3 separate regions of the Homo sapiens genome follow, and regions 1 and 2 are each linked to region 3. The links are chromatin contacts, found by Hi-C or POLR2A ChIA-PET in ENCODE. All regions are on one chromosome and are shown on one strand. The core of a region is the stretch at or near the end of the contact, and the rest is flanking DNA. Distances in the headings are between cores, read along the strand shown.

Region 1 (2,751 bases), core at 199-2,698, 360 kb before region 3:
TATGTTAACATACAGACTTGTCCAAATGCATTGAGCAAAGTCTACAGGGCACATGCCAAGATGAAGCTAATGGTTATCACTAAGAAGGAGCACGCAAGTGTGTTTGGAACAAGGGGAATTTCTCTTGTATTGTTTTAATTTTTTACAAAATGAATGGCATACTAAGATTACACTAAATGTAATTATAATTACACTATATAGTGTAATTATAATTACACTATATGGTGTAATTAAAAATTGAATCTTTGGGGCCAGACATAGTGGCTCATGCCTATAATCCCAGTGCTTTAGAAGGCCAAGGTGGGAGGATCGCTTGAGGCCAGAAGTTTGAGAGCAGCACGTGAGCAACATAGTGAACCCAGACTCACTCTAAAAAAAAAAAAAAAAGAAATTTTTTTTTATTAGCTGGGCATGGAAGCTGTGCCTTTAGTAAGAGCTACTCAGAAAGCTGAGGTGGGAGGATCTCTTGAGTCCAGGAGTTCAAGGTTGCAGTGAGCTGTGATCATGCCAGTGCACTCCAGCCTGAGTGACAGAGCAAGGCCCTTCTCTAAAAAAAATAAAATAAAAACAAAAAACAAAATAAATAGATCTTTGGAAATGTTGGCTCTAAAAATTTCCACCTGTCCAACAGAATATTCATTAGGATTGAAAGTACTTTACCAGCTGTGATTACTTCAACAAGGGGAGGTTCATTATTCAACAAATATTTATTGAGCATCTACTGTGGGCCAGGCACTGTTCTAGACTCTGGGGATATATTAAAAATCCCTGCCTTCATGGAGCCTATATTCCAGCGGACTTTATGGCCTCTCTTCCGCCTCGCTTCTCCCACTTCCTTTGGTGGGAGTGGTCTCTGGAAGACAGGCATGGGCATGGGGAGATAAAATATGCCCGGAGGCAGGGGCATGACGTAGATGAACTCTGACCATGTCTTCTAGGCCTGGGAAAGAGGAAAAGATAGAAAGGGTTTAAGGCTTTAGTGCAGACCCATAGCATCCGACTGGCCTCTCACTAAACATCCTCTGTATCTGTTCAAACCTGCCAGGCGCAGTGGCTTATGCCTGTAATCCCAGCACTTTGGGAGGCCGAGGCGGGTGGATCACCTGAGGTCGGGAGTTCGAGACCAGCCTGACCAACATGGCGAAACCCAGTCTCTACTAAAAATACAAAAAAATTAACTGGGCATGGTATCGTGTGCCTGTAATCTCAGCTATTCGGGAGACTGAGGCAAGAGAATCGCTTGAACCCGGGAGGCGGAGGTTGTAGTGAGCCAAGATCGCACCACAGCACTCCAGCCTGGGCAACAGAGCAAGACTCCATCTCAAAAAAACAAAAAACCAGCCGCACAAGTTGAGCTGTCGGCAGCTGCGCAGCTCCTAGCCACTCCTCCATCTCCTGGAGACTGTGAACCAAGCCACAAAGGGGAAAGGGGTGTGGCCGAGTGCTGGTGGGGCTTAGGAGCTCCTGGCTCCTCTGGGATGCCAATGAGACTTCCCTTCTGGCATGAGGCCACGTAGAATGATGATGGCTGAGAGTGCAGCAGTAGGAGGACAGAGGATAGCTGGTAAAGGGAAAGTGAGTAAGTGGAAGGAAGTCCATGTAAGAGCTAACTGTGCTCCATCTGGGCCAAAATGGGGAGATCACATCTCCCTTCAGGCGTCATCTGACACCAGACCAAGGCTCAGCCAAGCTTTTCTGTGCTGGAAAGCCAGAAGCCAGGAAGGAGAGCCTGCTGCTCCTGGGTGCCCTCACTTTCCAGTCCTCTGCTCCTCTGTCCCCCACACCAGACTACCTGGCTCCAGCTTGCTTCTTGTCTAAGCTGAACAGAATAGAGAAGAGGGCAGGTGAAATGCCTCAAGACAGGCCTGGCATGAAAAAGTGGAACTTAGTTTGTGGCTTACCCAAGAGATTAAACATAGTCTAGTTGTATCCACGCAATTAAGATGGGAAGGTTAAGGATCCTGTATTCCAGATCAATCTGCACTCACAAAACGAGGACCGTAGTAAACGCAAAGGAATGACTCAATAGTAGCGAAATTCAGACATCCTTGACAAGCCAGTAGGGGAGATATTTCAGGCTAGGGCAGCCTCACCTGAGGCCTTCAAATCATACTATAAAGGTACCTGGCTGCCCCACCTGAGCCCAGCCTAGCCAGCTTCCCAGCTATGTCAGTTCACACAGGTGCTAGAAGGCTGGGGTAATCTGATTGGCCCAGAGAGTCATGTGTGCTACAGAACACTACCTTCGTTAACGATCAGAGTCAGGTTTGAACCTGTTCCTCCCAAACCTACGTGCTGTCCCTCAGAGAGCCCGATGATGACACACAGGGCGTGGTATGTGGCTCCGAACCTCCCCAGTGACTTAAAAAATCCAAGTGGGTTTTAAATTGCTGCTCCCAGTTGATCATACCAGAAATCGAGCTATAGAACCGCCTCAACATCATTTTTTTTCTCCCACTTTGAGCTAAGTGAACAAACTGGGAGATTTCTGCCTCACCACTTTACATAGTAAATAATCCTTTCATCTCCCCTTTGGCTGGGAAGAGCTTACTCTGTGTGGACAGGGAACCAGCAGAAGCCTCTATGTCAGCTGAGTTTTGAACAAGGCAGCGTTGAGCTGGGAATGCTCACTATCAAGTTTTTTCCCCCTTGACAACTGGATGTGGACATTGCTCAGACATACTGTATCACATTAAAACATACAATTCTGGCCAGGCACAGTGGCTCACATCTGTAATCCTAACACTTTGG
Region 2 (2,705 bases), core at 187-2,686, 400 kb before region 3:
GGTGGATCATGAGGTCAGGAGATCAAGACTATCCTGGCTAACATGGTAAAACCCCATCTCTGCTAAAAGTACAAAAAAATTAGCCAGGCGTGGTGGCACACACCTGTAGTCCCAGCTACTCGGAAGGCTGAGGCAGGAGAATCGCTTGAACCCGGGAGGCAGAGGTTGAAGTGAGTCGAGATGTTGCCACTGCACTCCAGCCTGGGTGACAGACCGAGACTCCTTTTCAAAAAAAAAAAAAGACAAAACAAAATATGAAAATTAGCTGGGCATGGTGCCACAAGCCTGTAATCCCAGCTACTCAGGAGGCTGAGGCAGGGGAATAGCTTGAACCCAGAGGCGGAGGTTGCAGTGAGCCAAGATCAAGCCACCACACTCCAGTCTGGGTGACAGAGCAAGACTCCATCTCAAAAACAAAAAAAAAGGAACGAAAAGGCTTAGTTCAGCAAATTAACATGAAAACAGAAAGCCAAATACCACATTTCTCACTTATAAGTGGGAGCTAAATGCTGAGCACACATAGACATAAACATGGGAACAAGAGATACTGTCACCACCAGAGAGAGGAGGGAGGAATGGGGACATGGGCCGAAAACTACCTACTGGTGGTACTATGCTCACCACTTGGGTCCAATATACCCATGTGACAATCCTACGCATGTACCTCTGTATCTAAAAGAGAAGCTGAATTTTTTTTTTTTTTTTTTTTTTGAGATGGAGTCTTACTCTTGTTGCGCAGGCTGGAGCGCAGTGGCGCGATCTCAGCTCACTGCAACCTCCACCTCCCGGTTTCCAGCGATTCTCCTGCCTCAGCCTCCCGAGTAGCTGGGATTACAGGTGCCCGGCAACATGCCTGTCTAATTTTTTTTTTTGTATTTTTAGTAGAGACAGGGTTTCACCATGTTGACCAGGCTGGTCTCAAACTCCTGACCTCATGATCCACCCGCCTTGGCCTCCCAAAGTGCTGGGATTATAGGCGTGAGCCACTGCACTGGGCCTGAAAAGCTGAAATTTTTTTAAAAAGAGAGAAAGAAAATACTTAGTTCATAAGCAACAGAACTGATAGCTGTCCACCAAGAATAAGAACAGGACCACTTCTTCATCCCCACGTCAGAAGGTCAGAGCTTCAGTGGGCCTTAGGGACGGTCCCACTTGATCCCCTCACCAGAGGGGCCACAGGATACAGTACAGAGTGCACCACGGTTCTGAGACGGGAGAGTCTGGTGTAAGCTGGAGTGGACAGTCACTTTCTGCAACTAACTCACCCTCCCTACAACTCTTCTGCTGGAAAATGCCAAGTCACCCCTTATAATCAACAAAGCCAAGCTTTGTAAGTACTAAATTACTTTGGAGGGTGGGAGGAGGGCAGAAAAATTGGCCAGTACTCATTATAGCTTTCATTTCACTCTGTGTCAGGGTTCATTAGTTCCCTACCTGGCTTCTTCTGCCTGTGTTATAAACCTCTTGTGGACAGGAGCTAGCTCTGTTTCCTCCACTGCTCCCAAGGACAGGAGCTGGTTCTGTTTCCTCAAGGTGTAGATCCTGAACCACCTGCACCAGACTCACCTGGAGGGCTTATTCAATGTGAATTCCTGGTCCCTGCTCCAGATTTACTGAATCAGACACTCTAGGGTGGGACCTAGGAATTTGCCCCAAGTACCCCAGCTGTTTCAAAGTCCACTGCTCTGCTGGATTCTATGTTTAACTGTGGCCTGTCCCACTAAGAAAGCTGGCCAGGCCCTGGTGTGGAACTAGGTAGGATTGCCACCTGTCTTGGTTTGGACTGAGGGATTTCCTGGGATGAGCCTCTTGGGGTGCTAAAAGCAGGACAGTTTACAGGGCAAACTGGGATGGCTGGTCACCCCAGCACCTCTCCAAACTCCCCACACAAGGGCAAGGAGCAGGGGTTCCCAAGCTCACAGGTAAGAGGGTCCCCAAAGCACTCATACTTGGTAGTGGAATGCACCACAAATGTACTCACAGTTGAATGTGGACATGGGTGATATTTTGAGATTTCACAACACTTCACATGAAAAAATCAAATCAGACCACAGGGAACTGACTCAGGGCACTGGAAATGGATCCTGCTTCTCCAGCCTCTCCCCTGCCCAAAACCTTCAGTCTACACTGAAAGCAGCCATCACTTACCCTAAGCTGACTGTTCCTTCAGCATCAGAGGGTCATCCCTGGGGACGAGGAAGTCATGAAAATCATGGGATGTCAGGACCAGACACTCTCCTGGAGCTCACACAGCCCTGGCCCCTCATTTCTCAGAAGAGAAAACTAAAGTCCAGAAGGGCCCAGTGATGGAGAGGCACACAGCCAGCCAGCCCAGAGATGAATGCCCCTCTCCTGACCTCCACACCTCCACACAAGCCCCTCTGCTGGGCAGAAAATGACAGGAGCAGGAAAAAGCCCAGAAATATTCATTGAGAAGGAGGCCAGATGCGTAGAATAGTCAAAACAAAAGAGCCTTAAGGCATCATGGTCCCCTAATCTCCTGCATGTCACAGATGAAGAAACTGAGACACACAGAGGTCAAATATCTTTCCCAAGACGACATATAGGAAATCCCTCTTACAGGTCATTTAGGGTCTGTCCATAGTGGCTTTAGACGTGTGTACCACCAACAACTCTTGGCCAGACATGGTGGCTCACACCTGTAATCCCAGCACTTTGGGAGGCGGAGGCGGGCGGATCACCTG
Region 3 (2,889 bases), core at 308-2,807:
CTGGGCAGATCAGTGGGCATCTATCTGAGAAAAAAGGGGCATATATCAGTGGGCATCTATCTAGAAACATCACTACAGAGAACAAGAGGAACCAGAAAACTTTATGGGTTAAGCAGGCTTTGGTAACAAATATCAAAATGGCTAAGTTATCTATTAGATAATAGGCCCATAGAATTCGAAAAACAACTTACTGTAAGATAGAGGCAGACTGTCATCAGGAATACCTGGAAAGGAAAGCAAATTAGTTATTTTAAGGTATTAGGATGGAATGAAGCTTATTCATAAACAACAACTGCCATCAGAACTCTAACATGCTATTAACTTTTGTACCTCACAGAACATCAGCTTATCAATTCAAATCATCTGACAGTAACGTGATCGATATATGGATGAGGGTAACAGCACACCCTTACAAGAACTGTAGTACCGGGTTGCGATCTCCCTCCCCAGAAAATCATTTCAAGAGGAACAAGATGGAAGGCGCCAAAAAACATTGTTCCGCCGGCCACTTGTTTTCTTGAACATTTACAAAGATGACATACACCAATTTGGATAATTACCTGTATTCACCCTGGGAGGCAGCTGAATTCCCCAGGATAGATTATGAGATGCTGTAGACAACAGAGGAAAGCATTTTATGTACCTAAAAATAGTCATTCAAAGACCCCTTAAGACCTCTCTCTCACTTCTCAGTAGTAAGATGACATCACTTGAAAGTTCAGCCATATGCTTGTCATTTTGTGTTCATCATGGAGTGGTTATCTACAAGGTCTCCTCTGTAAGAGCATAAACCATGTACACCTACCTGGAACATTACTGTAACGCTGGCTTTGCATAAAGATGGGTCTTGTCCCATTCCTTCACCAGTAAGCTCTTGTGGGCTGAACATCTGAAAAAATAACACCCTTCACTAACACCTCAGACAAATCAATAGGGCCCTGACATTTGTTGCGTACAGTACAGTGCTACTCAGAATTTTCTGTTTTCTCCACTAATCCATCAGAAAGAGAGAGTTCAGTTCGTAAAATCATCCCCGTAGCAACTTCCACACACTCAACGAAAGAGCAGAGATTAAGAAATGGCCGTAAGAACTTACTGCAACAACAGAGCTCTCTTCGGTTCCAACGTGCGCGTAAATCCTGCAGACAGGAGCCCAATAAGACATTAGGTCAACTCAGGGCATTTCGAAAACGCTATTTTCTGAACAGACGGCTAAGCAAGAGGCTTGCAGGGCCCATCTCCTCAGAGTTATTTATCCTCACGGAGCTCAGTACAGGTCTGTGAAAAGGTCCTCATCATAGGAAGGGGGACCTACACGGCCCGCCATCGCCATTTTGTCCTTCACAAAGCCCCACTGCTACTTTTAAGCCTCGAGGCCACGCACAAGACCTTATCCGCCAGTCGCCCTGGCCAGGCAGCTACAACACAGAAGGCATAGTGCGTGCTATGCTATGTTCGCACAATCGCTCAAAAGAAAATAAAAGAAAAAGACAAAGTACAAAAGAGTAACAGCTATAAAGACCACGAAGCCACTTACCACGAGCAGTAGAAAAATGAGAACGAATCTCCCCGGGGAGACGATTAAATACCATGCCGCAGAGGCCCACGGGATTTGGGGGCGGGGCTACGGCGAGCGCACGCGCATACGTTGACCGCATGCGACCCCGGGGAGTTGTGGGTAGAGAGTTCCAGGGAAGGAGGGCGTAGACAAAGCGCCACCTGAACTTGCGGCGCGAAAAAGGCGCGCATGCGTCCTACGGGAGCGTGCTGGCTCACCGACCGCATTGCGGCTTGGTTTTCTCACCCAGTGCATGTGGCAGGAGCGGTGAGATCACTGCCTCACGGCGATCCTGGACTGACGGTCACGACTGCCTACCCTCTAACCCTGTTCTGAGCTGCCCCTTGCCCACACACCCCAAACCTGTGTGCAGGATCCGCCTCCATGGAGCTACAGCCTCCTGAAGCCTCGATCGCCGTCGTGTCGATTCCGCGCCAGTTGCCTGGCTCACATTCGGAGGCTGGTGTCCAGGGTCTCAGCGCGGGGGACGACTCAGGTACTGGATCCCGGGCTAAGCTCGGGAGGAGGTCCCCTTTGGTGGGGCCATTTCGGGAAAGTATGTCAGGACGTAAGTGCTTCACTGAAGACAGGATCTGATTTTTTCCTAACTGGTTCCCTATGTCCTGCCTTCTGGTGCGTTTTCTTTAGATCTTGGACTACTACGGGCCAACATTAGCTAACATTTATGGAGCACCGTTTTAAGCACACTATATGAATCGATTAATCCACCAAAATCCCAAGAGCTAGGTAGGATGACAACCCCCATTTTATTGATGGGGAACCCTAAAGAGCTCCGGCGGTGCTGCCTGCTGCAACTCCTGCCTGATCAATATGGTTGCAGTCAGCTATAGACTGTTTTACTGAGACCGGACAACATTAGTTCAGTCGTTTGTGGTAAACATCTACGTGTACAAGCACACTTTATAAACATTTTTTTCTTTCTTTTTTTTTTTTTTTGAGACGGAGTTTCGCTCTTGTTGCCCAGGCTGGAATGCAATGGCCCGATCTCAGCTCACTGCATTCCACCTCCCGGGTTCAAGCAATTCTCCTGCCTCAGCCTCCTGAGTAGCTGGGATTACAGGCATGCGCCACTGTGACCGGCTAATTTTGTATTTTTAGTAGAGACAGGGTTTCTCCATGTTGGTCAGGCCGGTCTTGAACTCCTGACCTCGGGTGATCCGCCTGCCTCGGCCTCCCAAAGTGCTGGGATTACAGGCGTGAGCCACCGCGCCCGGCCAAACATTTTTTTCTTTCAAGACGGAGGCTTGCTCTGTCGCCCAGGCTGGAGTGCAGTGGCGGGATGTCTGTTCACTGCAACCTCCGCTTCCCAG

Evidence for each region. Hi-C counts contacts between places; a loop is a spot of excess contacts on that map. ChIA-PET counts read pairs that join two places held with the same protein, here RNA polymerase II (POLR2A). Pooled maps may share reads with other maps.
Region 1: a pooled map shows a loop between it and region 3 (2.4-fold over the local background). The contact joins the enhancer-like site here to the promoter of SNHG1 in region 3. A Hi-C loop is called at or near these places in 5 of 50 pooled maps. POLR2A ChIA-PET finds 5 or more read pairs at or near these places in 4 of 52 experiments (K562, Panc1, T-cell and 1 more).
Region 2: POLR2A ChIA-PET joins it to region 3 with 15 read pairs in activated CD4-positive, alpha-beta T cell. The contact joins the enhancer-like site here to the promoter of SNHG1 in region 3. A Hi-C loop is called at or near these places in 1 of 37 single-sample maps with no recorded cell type and 2 of 50 pooled maps. POLR2A ChIA-PET finds 5 or more read pairs at or near these places in 6 of 52 experiments (BJ, K562, PC-9 and 3 more).

What each region holds. Positions count from the first base shown.
Region 1 is chr11:62,498,228-62,500,978 of GRCh38, forward strand. It overlaps a transcript of AHNAK not described here. Among named protein-coding and RNA genes, the nearest start is that of AHNAK, 47 kb to the right of the region's middle. Within about 2 kb of position 1,449, at least 15 of the 41 ENCODE cell types and tissues checked have a DNase peak (open chromatin) inside an H3K27ac peak, as active enhancers do.
Region 2 is chr11:62,457,220-62,459,924 of GRCh38, forward strand. It overlaps a transcript of AHNAK not described here. Among named protein-coding and RNA genes, the nearest start is that of SCGB1A1, 40 kb to the left of the region's middle. Within about 2 kb of position 1,437, at least 4 of the 41 ENCODE cell types and tissues checked have a DNase peak (open chromatin) inside an H3K27ac peak, as active enhancers do; they include PC-9, where a contact is called at or near this core.
Region 3 is chr11:62,854,328-62,857,216 of GRCh38, forward strand. SNHG1 (small nucleolar RNA host gene 1) reads right to left here and starts at 1,558. Exons shown (of 9, transcript NR_152585.1): 1 at 1,097-1,558; 2 at 806-889; 3 at 192-224. It overlaps SNORD28 (small nucleolar RNA, C/D box 28), which reads right to left and starts at 368; the gene lies at 294-368. It overlaps SNORD27 (small nucleolar RNA, C/D box 27), which reads right to left and starts at 756; the gene lies at 685-756. It overlaps SNORD26 (small nucleolar RNA, C/D box 26), which reads right to left and starts at 1,039; the gene lies at 965-1,039. It also overlaps SNORD25 and a transcript of SLC3A2 not described here. RefSeq lists enhancers at 1-664, 1,302-1,381, 1,492-1,671, 1,640-2,613, 2,614-2,889 and a silencer at 1,732-1,791.